Regions from separate parts of the Homo sapiens genome. Here region 2 is linked to region 1. The links are chromatin contacts, found by Hi-C or POLR2A ChIA-PET in ENCODE. All regions are on one chromosome and are shown on one strand. Each heading gives the region's core, a stretch centred on a gene start or an enhancer-like site at or near the end of the contact. The rest is flanking DNA. Distances are from core to core; before and after follow the strand shown. Region 1 holds the start of LINC01624 (long intergenic non-protein coding RNA 1624). Region 2 holds the start of LINC00574 (long intergenic non-protein coding RNA 574).

Evidence for each region. Hi-C counts contacts between places; a loop is a spot of excess contacts on that map. ChIA-PET counts read pairs that join two places held with the same protein, here RNA polymerase II (POLR2A). Pooled maps may share reads with other maps.
Region 2: a map of Caco-2 shows a loop between it and region 1 (3-fold over the local background). The contact joins the promoter of LINC00574 here to the promoter of LINC01624 in region 1. A Hi-C loop is called at or near these places in 4 of 168 maps with a recorded cell type or tissue (Caco-2, IMR-90, natural killer cell and 1 more) and 6 of 50 pooled maps. POLR2A ChIA-PET finds 5 or more read pairs at or near these places in 1 of 52 experiments (activated CD4-positive, alpha-beta T cell).

Annotation. Positions count from the first base shown.
Region 1 is chr6:170,268,736-170,274,858 of GRCh38, reverse strand. LINC01624 (long intergenic non-protein coding RNA 1624) reads right to left here and starts at 2,385. Exons shown (of 2, transcript NR_104177.1): 1 at 1-2,385. All of the region lies in intron 2 of LOC285804 (a long non-coding RNA gene), which reads left to right.
Region 2 is chr6:169,787,308-169,793,288 of GRCh38, reverse strand. It overlaps LINC00574 (long intergenic non-protein coding RNA 574), which reads right to left and starts at 3,216. Exons shown (of 3, transcript NR_026780.1): 1 at 2,873-3,216. It overlaps LINC00242 (long intergenic non-protein coding RNA 242), which reads left to right. Exons shown (of 2, transcript NR_026781.1): 2 at 2,171-4,499.

The DNA of each region.
Region 1 (6,123 bases), core at 1,136-3,635:
GTTGCTGGATGTGGGGCTCTGCTGGGAAGCTTGGAGACAGGGTGGGGACCGCAGGGAGGCAGCTCCCTTCTGGTTTGCCAGAGGGACCAGGAAGCAGCACCCACAACCCCTGCCTACCCCATGGCTTATTTGTCTGATTAACTCGTCATCATCTGCTGAAACCTAGAACGGGGTCTTAGGGTGATTGATTGCTTAGGAACAGGCAGGGGAGGGGGCTCAGGGCACCAAGGGGCTGCAGGACTTGAGTCAGGGTCAGGCTGTGGGATGGGTAGAATAAGCGGAATTATACAATCCTGGACCACTGGTAATACCAAGGACCTGTGTGTACCTGCTCCCCACCCCACACACCTTCCTTGGTGTTGTGGTAGAAATAGAAGCAGAACTACGAAGTTTCTTCCTTCAGTACAAGCCACAGCGGTTCTGGATACAATTTCTAACCCACCCCTCCTTGCACGGCACTGCCTTTCCTTCCTGCCTGATCCCTGGGCCCAAAACCCTCGTGACTTTTTTAAGTCATATATACACCGGTTCAGAAAGACGTCTGGCTGAAAGAAGAGAGTTATGCCCTGATTCATTTTCACCTTAATTCAATTTAAATCAAAGCAATCGTGAGCTGCTGTTCTCCATGGCGACGGCTCATCGTAGCTGTGGAACTCCACACACCTCACCTGGGGCAGCTGGTGCTCAGAAGGCAGATGGGAGGTCAGGTGCCCCTCGGAAGCCACAGCTGGCCACCCCTCGGAATGCTTGCTCCTAATTCTGCATCCTCTGCTTATTTAAGAGAACAATGTTACAAACCCATGCTGAGACATCCACCTTTTCCCCCGTGGATCTTAGGGTGTGGGGCCACTCCAGGGCTTACTGCTGCGGTGGCAAACCCTGGAAGACAGTGGGATCTCACTGAGACAGGCCCTCTGCGCCCCCACCTTGGCTCCGGAAGATGCCTTTGTACTTGTGCTTGCCTCCCACTTGCACGAGGTTCTGAGCCCTTCTCTCCATCAAACCAAAGTGGTAGCATGCAGCTGGGCTGTTGGCAGCAGTGCTCAGTGATGGGAGAGCTTAGGGAACATTCGCTGAAAGAGAGAGATGAATGAAGATTCTTGAACGTGGAAGGCTGTGATTTTGTCAGACAAGAACACCATGTGGGAAATTAGGGCCCAGAAGACTTGTTCCCAGTTGGACCAGGCTTATTCGACAGTCACCCAGGACCTGGTCGCCTCTTCTTGTGGGTTGAGAAGATCTTGCCTCTCAAAGGGAGTAAAACTGAAGCACCCTCCTCACTGGAATACCAGGTGAGAAAGGCCAGTGAGACAGATGCCAGGGCCCTGGCAAGGCGGGTGCGAGGCCCCCCCCCCAGTTCAGGAGGAGCCAAAGGAAGCGCGTTGGGCTGGGGCCTGGTGTCCGTCGCCCATCGGGGGCTTGCACAGCGCTGCGGCTCGGCGGCGGGAACCTCGGTGCCGTTCACTCCTTGCGGTGGGGGAACGGAGCCCTCGTTCCACAGGCCCTCGGCCTTCCCCACTGGTGAACTCGAGCTGAGCTGTGGGGGCAGAGGGGGCAGCAGCCCCTCCGTGGAAGCTCAGCATCCACAGGGCACCTGCAGCAAGGGAGGCAGAGCTGGGCAATATCCACGCAGCGTGAAGGCATTTAGCAATCAGTCGGAAACTAAACTCAATACGATGCCTCAGAAGACTGGTGATTCGCCCCGATTAGACGGACCAGTCCTTACAAATTGCCTTTTCATGTTGTGCTGTAAATAACCAACGTATGTAATAACATTATCATACCCCAGATAGAAGATTCCAGGGGGAGAGACTCAAAGCTGCAGGTTGACAGTTGCCCAGAGCCCGAGGGGAGGTGACCAGTTTTGCTCCCAGCTGTCACTGGGCTGGTCCCTCCCTGCGCACGGAAGACGAGAGGAGGCGAAGCTGCGGGAGCACCTCCTGAGAAGGCGCCACATGGCTCCCGTGGCTTCTCCGGCCCCAGCTCACCTCTAACCCAACCCTGTGCGGCCAGGGCAGGGGCGTCCTCTCCCCCCGCAGCCCCGAGGGTCCCTGTCGCTGGCCGGGCACCAGAGAGGCTTTGTGATCGTCCCCAGCCAGCGTTCCCTCCCTGGGCCATGAACTCTCTGAAGAAAAGGGTGGTCTGCTTCCCTCTGTCCCTCTGAGGCGGTTCCTGAGGCAGTAGGTCCCAGTGATCATGGAAGGTGGAAGGAGAAGCGTGGGAAATGAGGATGTGGGGTTAGCAGGAAGCGACGGCGCCCATGCCACTGCCCGAGGGCCTCGCAGCTGCTTGTGAGGGGCTGTGTCCACCAGCAGCGAGGGTGTGCTGGGCCCAAGGTCACCAGCTCCAAACAGTTGCAGGTGCGTCTCAGCCAGGTTCTTCCCTCCAGCATCAAGGCACCTGGGGTCCTGGCTCCTAGGTCTTGTGGAATTTGCCTACAGCACGAACAGCCTTCTGGAGACCTCCACACAAAGAACCCGACAGCCCCCCTGTCCTCCAGCTGGCTACGTTCTACGCATCAGGAAACCAAGGCACACAGACATCACCTTGGGCCACACGGCTGGTGCAGGGGGAGGTGGCCGTGAGACCACGCGCTTCAGATTCCACAGAGCCGCCGCGGCCGATGGAGCTTCCTCGCGGTGACCCCCGGGCCCTACTTCCCCTGGGGCTGGAGCCCACACAGCCGTCTCCTCTCTACGCTGCGTAGGCAAACCTGTCTTCTCCACAGGAAACCCAGCTGCCTCTAGAAATTAACCACATTCTAGAAAGTGGGTTTGACTCCTGCATACACTTTTACTTTCTCATTTGGGTCTCCGGAGGAAATGAAAATCCACGATTAGCACAGGAGACGCACGTGACCCGTGTGGCTTGCACCATTTGTCGTTTTCCCACACATCAGCGCCAACCGGGCATGCGTGGTCCTCACCCACAGGGACTTGCTCGCTCTGGGTTACTTCTGGACAAAAAAGTCTCTGCAGCCGCCCTTTCAGTGTCTGCACGCCTCATCCTCCCTCCTCCCCAGCCCGTAGCCCGGGCCCAGGGCCTGCGGCCGCTTCGTGCTCCCAAGCTGTGTCTCACGGGGGCACCCACCCTACCGTGCCAAGCAACCTGCTGATGGGCAGAGGGAAGGAGCCCCTTCTTGGCCTCCAGAGCCCAACAAGAACCAGCTCCTGGTAACAGTGGGGTGAAGCCAGTGACGTGGGTTGATAGGAAGCCATTCCATTTAGGAGATCATTTGAACATGATGTGGATCAATGGTGTGGAATACAGAAGAAAGGCCCCCGGGCACGGCCTCCCCAACCTCCCGACCCCAGAGCCAACAGCACGTTGTGGATTAAGCCCCAGGCCCTGAGATGTGGATTAGCCTGGATTCCCCAGGGGAGCCCAGTGGAAGAACAGGGTCTGTACAGGGGACAGAGGGAGGAATTCGGCAGCGGCAGGGGTGGGTCAGCGAGGCTGGAGATGCAGTGTGGCTCAGAGACAGGGAAGGGGCCAGGAGCCCAGGAATGTGTGGCCTCTGGAAACGGGAAGAGACATGAAGAGGTTCTCTCGGAGTCTCCGGAAGGAGCCAGGCTGGCCAAGCCTTGGTTTTTTACCCCAGTGGGACCCTTGTCAGGCTCCTGACCTGCAGAACCGTGAGGGGATGAATGTGTGTCTTGTAAGCCTCTCAGCTTGTGATGGCAGCGAGAGCTCCCCAGGAGGGGCTGCGAGCCGATGAAGAGGGAGGGTGCATGGTGGCCTCCGCCTGCCCCCTGGCCATCTGCAGTGGTGCCCCCGTGTGCTCATTAGAGCTTGATGCCCTTGTGCCTTGAAGACTTAGTCCAGACATTCTATGAAAGTGAAGAAGGTGGCCGGGCGTGGTGGCTCACGCCTGTAATCCCAGCACTTTGGGAGGCCGAGGTGGGTAGATCACTTGAGGTCAGGAGTTTGAGACCAGCCTGGTCAACATGGTGAAACACTGTTTCTACTAAAAATACAAAAATTAGCTGGGTGTGGTGGTGTGTGCCTGTAGTCCCAGCTACTCGGGAGACTGAGGCAGGAGAATTGCTTGAACCCGGGAGGCAGAGGTTGCAGTGAGCTGAGATCATGCCACTGTACTCCAGCCTGGGTGACAGAGTGAGACTCCATTTCAAAAATAATAATAATAATAAAATAAAATAAAAATAGCCAGGCATGGTGGTGTGCACCTGTAATCCCAGCTACTCGGGAGGCTGAGGCAGGAGAATTGCTTGAACCTGGGAGGCAGAGGTTGCAGTGAGCTGAGATTGTGCCACTGCATTCCAACCTGAGTGACAGGGTGAGACTGTCTCAAAAAAACAAAAACAAACAAAAAAAACAAAGTGAAAATGGCATGGGCAAATGATGCCACACGTCCCCTGGCCCCACACTGCCATCTGTGCGAAGAAGGGAGCAGGACGCTTCAGTGGGCACTGGGAGGGAGGCGGCACGTCACCGCGGTCCATGCCCTGAGCGGTTTCAGGGTGCGGAGCTCTGTGCACGGATACACCTCTCAGGCCCCTTTGTCTCAGCCAACAGTTGAGTGCAGTCAACTGTGTAATCGAGAACCCAGAGTATTTCTCTAGGAAAACTGCTCAGTTCTTTCCAAAATGCCACGAGAACTTCAATGATGGGAACGGGGAACAGGTGCTGGGAGCAGCTGCCACCGATTCACGGCTCTTCTTCTTTTAAATACATTTTCTGTGGGGAAACCAAGGGCTTTCACAAGCATTTTGCTCTGAAATATTCAAGGAATGTTTCTTGTTTTTTCTTATTACAGCAACAGTTTTAGTATTTATAAGCTGAGTCAAGAGGCCTGCCACAGAACTAGGGAAGTAGCAAGTTAGAGGGATAAAAAAAATCTCAATTACTAACCCCTGCAGTTGCTTTGAAATAGCATTTGGTTGTCTACTGGCAGCTTTCTGAGATGAATTCTTGACTCCTTTACAAACCTAGGCTAAAACAGGCGCTCAGAGACTGTGTGTAAACTGTCAAATGTCACCCTCAGGCGTTGGGGGTGGGCGAGCACCCGCCCTGGTGACCTGACTCCGAGGGTTTCATGGGCTTCTGCCCCATTTCCTGATCCGCTGTCACGCAGCATTCCCGGCATGGCTGGGGGAGGGCCCTGTCTTCTGGGAGCCCCAGAGTCCCTGGGCTGGGCCACGCTCCCTCCGCAGGTGTTTATGGTGTGTCTTTGTGCTGGGCCTGGGCTCGGTGAGCAGAGTCAACATGATTCTCGGGAGAGCGTTTATGGTCCGTGAGACAGATGTGAGGTGTGTGCATTCCCCACACAAGAGACAAAGTGAGGCCCCGGTGTTTGCCAAACTGGGATCGCTAGTAGCAGCAGGCTCTGTGGCGCCCACAACAGCTCTTAGACTTGGAACGACCGGAACACTAAGGGCTTCGTACTTGATTCTCATTTGTGTTTTGTGCCTCCTGAAAAGCTGGGTCCAAGTCAAGTCAGCTAGTTCCTGAGGTGGAGGATTACAGATGTCCCCACTTTCTCCATACATATGAGCAGGTACAGGGTCCCCACCCCGCGTCACACATGCTTCTGTGGGGAAGGCTGTAGGCTTTTCTCCCTCACAGGCATTTGTAGTAACGGGTGCTATTTGCTCACAATGTGTTGAATCTGTGGGAATGAAAGCTGCTTAGGGCCATACCGTTAAATGGTGGCAACAGATATTTTTAGATTAAAAAAGAATGTCACCTAAGAAACAAGAGCACACTTACCTCTGATGTCCCCAAGGCATTAGGTAGAATCCCGTTGTCCACACTGACTGGGTTTTAGGGAGGGATTTCGTGGCCTGCCTTTTTCGTAGAAAGTGGCCCCAGCCAGTGTGACCTGGTCTCTGAGCCTTGTCGTCACAACCACCTGCTGAGTTCCCAGGCTTCCTGGTGGGCACTTTTCCTGCCATTTATCAGGTCAAAGTAAAGTGGGAATTGTCCAGTGACTGCCAGTAGCCAGCTCTCAGGCTGCTAGTAGACTCACGCTTTGGGGGCCGACTTCTCTGGATAGCTGCTCACATTTCCTGCCTCAGTCAGCCCACTCCGCCCAGCATTTGCCCCACAGGCCGAGGGCCCTGGCACCCCAGATGTCACCCTTCCTCCCGGGAGGGCTGCAGG
Region 2 (5,981 bases), core at 1,967-4,466, 480 kb after region 1:
GAAAAGAACTGGGCTCCACTGTCCTGAGGGTGCCTCTGGTCTCTCGCAGTTGGATCCCCTCACATTTCCCAAGCCCAGGTCCAGATCTCCTCCTCCCCACCCTATCTCTTCACTTCTCATAAACCAGCTCCCCTAGCTTTGCCCAGATCACCCAGCAACACCATGGCAGGTAAATCCTTCCTCTTTACAGTAGACTCTGAAATTCGCCCTATGTTTCCCACTCCCCTCTTCGTCGATGAAAAGGAACAGCTTGGGGTTTCCAGCACCTGGTGCCTCCTGTCTGCGGCCCCTCCAGGACATTGGCTGTAAAGCTTTCTCCTCCTCCAGACGCCTTCGTGCACCCACCTGCACCGACCGTCCCGACCTCAGCCCACCTTTTCTCCATCCTGAGCCACAGTACATGTCCCCCAGGAATCTGTGGCTCTGACCACCTCTGACAATTCACTCCCCGTCAGCCCCTTGGGAACCCCAAGAGAGTTCAGCCTGAGCCCCCGGCCTTCCGGGCCTCCCCAGCTGTGTTTCCGGTCATTCCTTTCCTCGAGTCCCTCCACCCTGGATGCCCAGGGTGCCACCCTAGCCTCCCCTACACGCTGGCTTGGTTCTTCTCAACCATCGCCATTGGCTTGGTTTCTGTTGTGTTTGGTTTTTAGGGGTCAGGCTGCCGAGTGCTGTTCTTCTCCTGGGCTCTGTCCTCCTCTCTCTCCTTGGGTTGCAGCATCCAGGTCTGATCCAATAACTCCACAGCACACAATGCGGCCCAGGCCATGCACGGAGGAAGACAGCAGAGCGGCCATGAGGCTCCCAAAGGGAGCCAGGGCCCAGGCCCAGCACACCCTGCCCACAATCCCCTGCATCCACTGCCTCTCCTGCACCCGGCACTGGGCAGCGTGGGCTGTGTCAGCGGTGTCCCTCCTCCCTTCTCAATCTGTTGTGAGCTCCATTAGGCCAGGGACCGGTCCTTAGAAGCTGTGGGACCCTTCAGCCTCCCTAGCAGAATGTCTTGCACACAGTGGTGGCTCCATAAAATATTTATTTTCTATTTTGTCCATTTATTTTATAAATCTCATGCAGGCCAGATAGATTGGAATTATCAATTACTCTAGAAAATAAAAGGATAAAAGCAAGATCTGGAAATACAGACCGAGCAGCACTGGAATGCACCAACTAAGGCAGAGAGGCCCCCTGAGGCTCCGCGACTGCTGGACCATTTAAGGCAACATCATATCTCAAGTGGGGAGGGAGAGAATCCGCCGGTCTCAGCGGGGGTGGGTTTTTTAAAGTGGATTTAGTCATGGTCTGGACTTGCCCAATTTTCTGTGCTATGCTGTGGGAAGGGACAAGGTCCTAAACTACCCTCACAGGACTTAAATAAAACAAAGAACACATACAGGTGGGTGGGAAGGCAGTCAGATGACTCAATTCTGTGCCCACCACCCATGGCCCCTGATGGGTCATGCCTTCTGCTTAGACAACAGCCTCCTAGACCCCACAGATGGGGGCAATGGCATAAACTCAGACCTGCAGCCGAGGCCTGACTCACCACAATGGCCCTGCCCTGCACTGCCAGTGACAGACCTGTCACTTTCTCACTGATCCTTCATTTTCCTATGAAATGGGGCTAATATTGCCTCTTTCTAAGGTTGCTATTAGGATTAATTTTTGAGATAATAGACACTGAGATAACAAACCTGCCAAGTGTTACATCGATGTGATTATCCTGAGATTGAGAGGAAATGTCAGTGAGGCACTAGGTGGTGGCATGGCCGTGAGTGGGAGAAAGAGGGTGGATGTTCCAGATGTCCCTGGATCTCTACCAAAGAGAAGATGCAGCGAAAGGACAGCCGTGTTCCTGGTGTCTCCTTTTCCCCTCAGGACAATGAATTACGGGTTTTCTGTGCCTTAGTTTTCTTCCTTTCAAATGCAGTTAATAATACTGTCTCTCAGGGGGTATTCACAGACGTGAACAATTAATGATCGCAAAGTGCTTTGAAAATAAATGAGCTTACTCATAATGGTGGTGTTTGATATTTATAATAATAAGCCTGTGCTGCTGGCTTCGCGAACTATATTCATTGGTACAGAGCTTAGTTTTATGACTGGCTTTTTCAATATTTTAACATAAAATCCTCTTATTTTAAAGTAATCAAATGACCTTCCTGCATTCCTCCAGAGTCTTATTCGGAAAAACTTAAGATTTGATCATAGATCTATTTTAAGAAGTGCCAAGTTAACTGACATCGATGCCATCGTATCTGGAGTCCCTAGGAAATCCAGGGGGGGACAATGAACCGTAGGAAGACTCGGACTCGGGTCTGCCTGTAGCACTCGGAGCCTGCAAGGCAACACAGTTATTGAGTTCTATTAAAATTACTTGGTGTGGCTATAAACCAAACCACACCCCTGTAGCCAATGCGAAGAGCTTCCCGTAAAAGCCGTGCGGTGGGAAGGCCTCTCGCTGTCTCCTCTGCGCGGCAGGCAGACATGGACGACACCGAGGCGTGAATTCAGCCTGCACCTCCTAAAGATGAGCTGTTGAGGGCGATGGCCACAGCAAGTCCGCACCAAGTGCTCTTTAAACATGAGTGTTTCTTTAAACAAAGAACCTTCCCGGCATTGAGGTCTGATTAATGATGCCCCGGCACCTCCTCCCTCACTCAGGGATCACTTCCCTGCGGCGCGTTCCCAGACGCAGGCTTCCCTCACGGAGGCGGGAAGATTTCAGGCGCTGTCTGTTCTTGTCTTTTGTCAGCACGGACAAGGATGGAGACCCCACTGGTCAGGCGAGCCCCGCGGTCCCTGTTCCTCACTTCACCACCTGGGGAAGCCTGATCCCCATCGATTCGCAAAGGAACAAGGAAAGAACACGTTTTACCTGGATGGATGGTCCCCCTCACGGTGGCCTTGGAACCCGCTTCAGCGGGAGAGGCAGCGCCTCACTCACGGCTCCCCCTGGCCGCTGCTTTACCAGGGAGCGCCACCCCGTGCCCCGCCAGAGGAAGTGCAGGCGCCAGCACAGCACGGGCCGAAAGCCACACTGTGGGACCCGCAGCGCAGCTCCAAGAAATCCAAAGTCCATTCACAAGAGGAGCTTCTCCGCCAAATCGTTGAAAAATAAAACGAGAAATGAGTCGCCACCGGTATCCGCTTTAGTCAGCCGTACGAAAACGCAACCCGGTCAGCTGCACTTCTGCTGCCAGCCCTCCTCCAGTCAAGCACCGGCCTCGAGAAGGGCAAAGGGCAGGTAGGAGTTCCGACGCATGCGGCCACGGGGCGGAGTCACAGTTCAGAGGCCTCAGCTGAACCTGAAGTTATCCTAAGCTCGAGCCCCAGAGTGAGGACTCGGGGTCAGGCATCCGATTCCCCATCAGCTCCTTTACTAAAGCTGTGCAGAGAATCCGAGGCTATGAGTGGGGGTGGGGGAAAGATGTACAGGATGCTTTGGTTTCACTCCTGAGATACGAGAACGTCCTCTGAACACACATGCAGATAGCTGGACTTCTAGACAGAGGAAATCCAAATCGTTTCTTTCCTCCCAGCATAAGGGAACGGTCCGGTAAGAGCTGGTGTTTATCGATGCTACGTGCCAGAATGGGGCTGAGCACGGCGCCTCACTGTATCCTAACGTCTAATGAGGCAGGGAATGTCACTGTCACACTCTGCAGACGAGGAAGCCATGCTGTCAGCAGGTACACATCTTGCCACAAAACCAGTAACCTGTGGCACTGAGATCGCACACCGGTCGTCCACTGCCAAGTCCGTGGCCTCCTTCTCTGGGGTTTGCCTGCCTCTTGATGGCGGCCATGCCTCTGTCCTCTCGCAGGGGCTGGCTCTTCCAGTGGTCACTACTTTTTGGTTGCAAGCAGCAGAGATTCCCTGGAGGGCTTGTTGAAAGCACTCACATCAACGGAGCCTCAGAAAGGGAGCTGAGGCCATGCACGGCCCTGCAGTTTCTCCTCAGGCTTTGGTTTGCATCCCTGGCCTGACTTTCCCTCAACAAGTCCTGCTATCTCCACAAGGCGGCCAGCCCAGCCCTGTCCTCACCTTCCAGCCCCAGCTGAGCAGCCCCTCCCCACATCATCTTCAGCTGCTGCCCAGGCTCCGCAGAGCAGGTGTCCACCGCCCATCCAGCCATTGTGTTTAGAGGGCAGAGCGACCTGCCGGGACCTTGACAACACCTGGCCCCACCCACACGTCCTGCAATATTCACTGAGGAATGCACAGCAGCACATATGTGCCTCATGTGTCCTGCTGTGATGCAGCGAGTGGCACACAGCATTATTGTGTCAATCATGTGTCTTGATGTGATGCACTGGTTCAGACAGTATCATGGATGCAGTGTTTCTTTAAAACTGTCAAATTTGAGGAAACAATCTAACAAAAGCCAATTGATGAACATTCTGTAAAGGTGACATAAATACTTCAAAAATGTCTCTGACACAGAAAGAAAAAAAACAAAAAGGGAGCTATTCCAGATTTTAAAAATAAAAGATATAGTAACTAAAAGCAGTTGTGGTGCTTGGATAAAAACAAACAACAGGTATAAATGAAGGTATAAACGATATTATTATACACACTGGGAAAAATTTTATATGGACCATGTATTAGATAATGGTGCTGTGTTATTGTTAAATTTCCTCCATTTGATAACTGAAGGGGAATGATTTTGTTCTCAATAGATGAATGCTCAAGTATTTGGGGGCAAAACATCACATCACAATGACTAACTTTCAAAATGGTTCAGTCAAAAGAATGATATATGTGTACTTAAAAGGGGAAAATAAGTGTGGCAAAATGCCAACGATAGTTGAACTGTCATGTGGGAATCCATTGGACTATTCTAGAAACATTTCTGTAGCTTTAAAATTATTTAAAACAAATGTTGTGGGGAAAAGAACCCACATTTAAGGTAGTAAAAATATTCAGGACACACAAAGAGGGGGTGCAAACAGGTAAAAGGACAGGGTTTCTGACCTCAGAGAGCTTCCTGAAGCTGCGCACATGCCTGTCAGGAAGGCAGTGGAATGAGCAGAGATTCGAGGGGCAGGTCATGTCTCTACTGAGTGGAGCAGAGGATAAGGTCTCTGCAAACAGTGAATTTTAAGCCATTTGTTTAGTCTACATTACAGTGAATCCAAGTAAGAGTTTGGAAAGCCAGTCACATCAGACTATCTTCACTTTGTTTAATGATAGAGACAGGCAGGGATGGGGAACGGATGTCCCAAATGGATTCTCAGCCACATGCTTGGAGCCCCAGAGGAGCGAGCACGGGAGACAGCAGCAAGGACATGGAACAGGCCAGGCTGTTCCATCACTTAATTTAAAAAGGGACGTGGCTTCTGTTCACTCAGGAAAAGGTCGGGGGCAGGGCAGGTGCCAGATGTACCAAGGTGATGCTTTCTTCTAATATTGTTCAGAACATGTCTTCATGTCTCATCAAAACAACTTACGGAAGCAGGAGAACATTCATCCTGTAGCTAAATTCCACGTCCATGCATTCAGAAGGCCCACGCACAATTACCTTTACTCTCCAATATGGCCTGTCAGATGAACACTTGTGAATTTGGACCAACATTTGCTGTTGCTCTTTGAAAATAATTGTTTTCATCATTGCTTTTGAAGGAACACAAATTTAGCTAATTTTCCATTTCTCCCTTGCCTCCAGTAATTCTGGTCTGCTCACGGTATTCAGCCAGCCAGCAGAGACAGAAAATAAAGGCCAGGCACAGTGGCTCATGCCTGTAATCCCAGCACTTTGGGAGGCCAAGGTGGGTGGATCACTTGAGGCAGAAGTTCAAGACCAACCTGACCAACATGGTGAAACCCCATCTCTACTAAAAATACAAAATTAGCTGGGCATGGTGGCACATGCCTGTAATCCCAGCTACTTGGGAGGCTGAGGCAGGAGAATCGCTTGAACCTGGGAGGCAGAGGTTGCAGTGAGTCGAGATCGCACCACTGCACTCTAGCCTGGGCAACAAGAG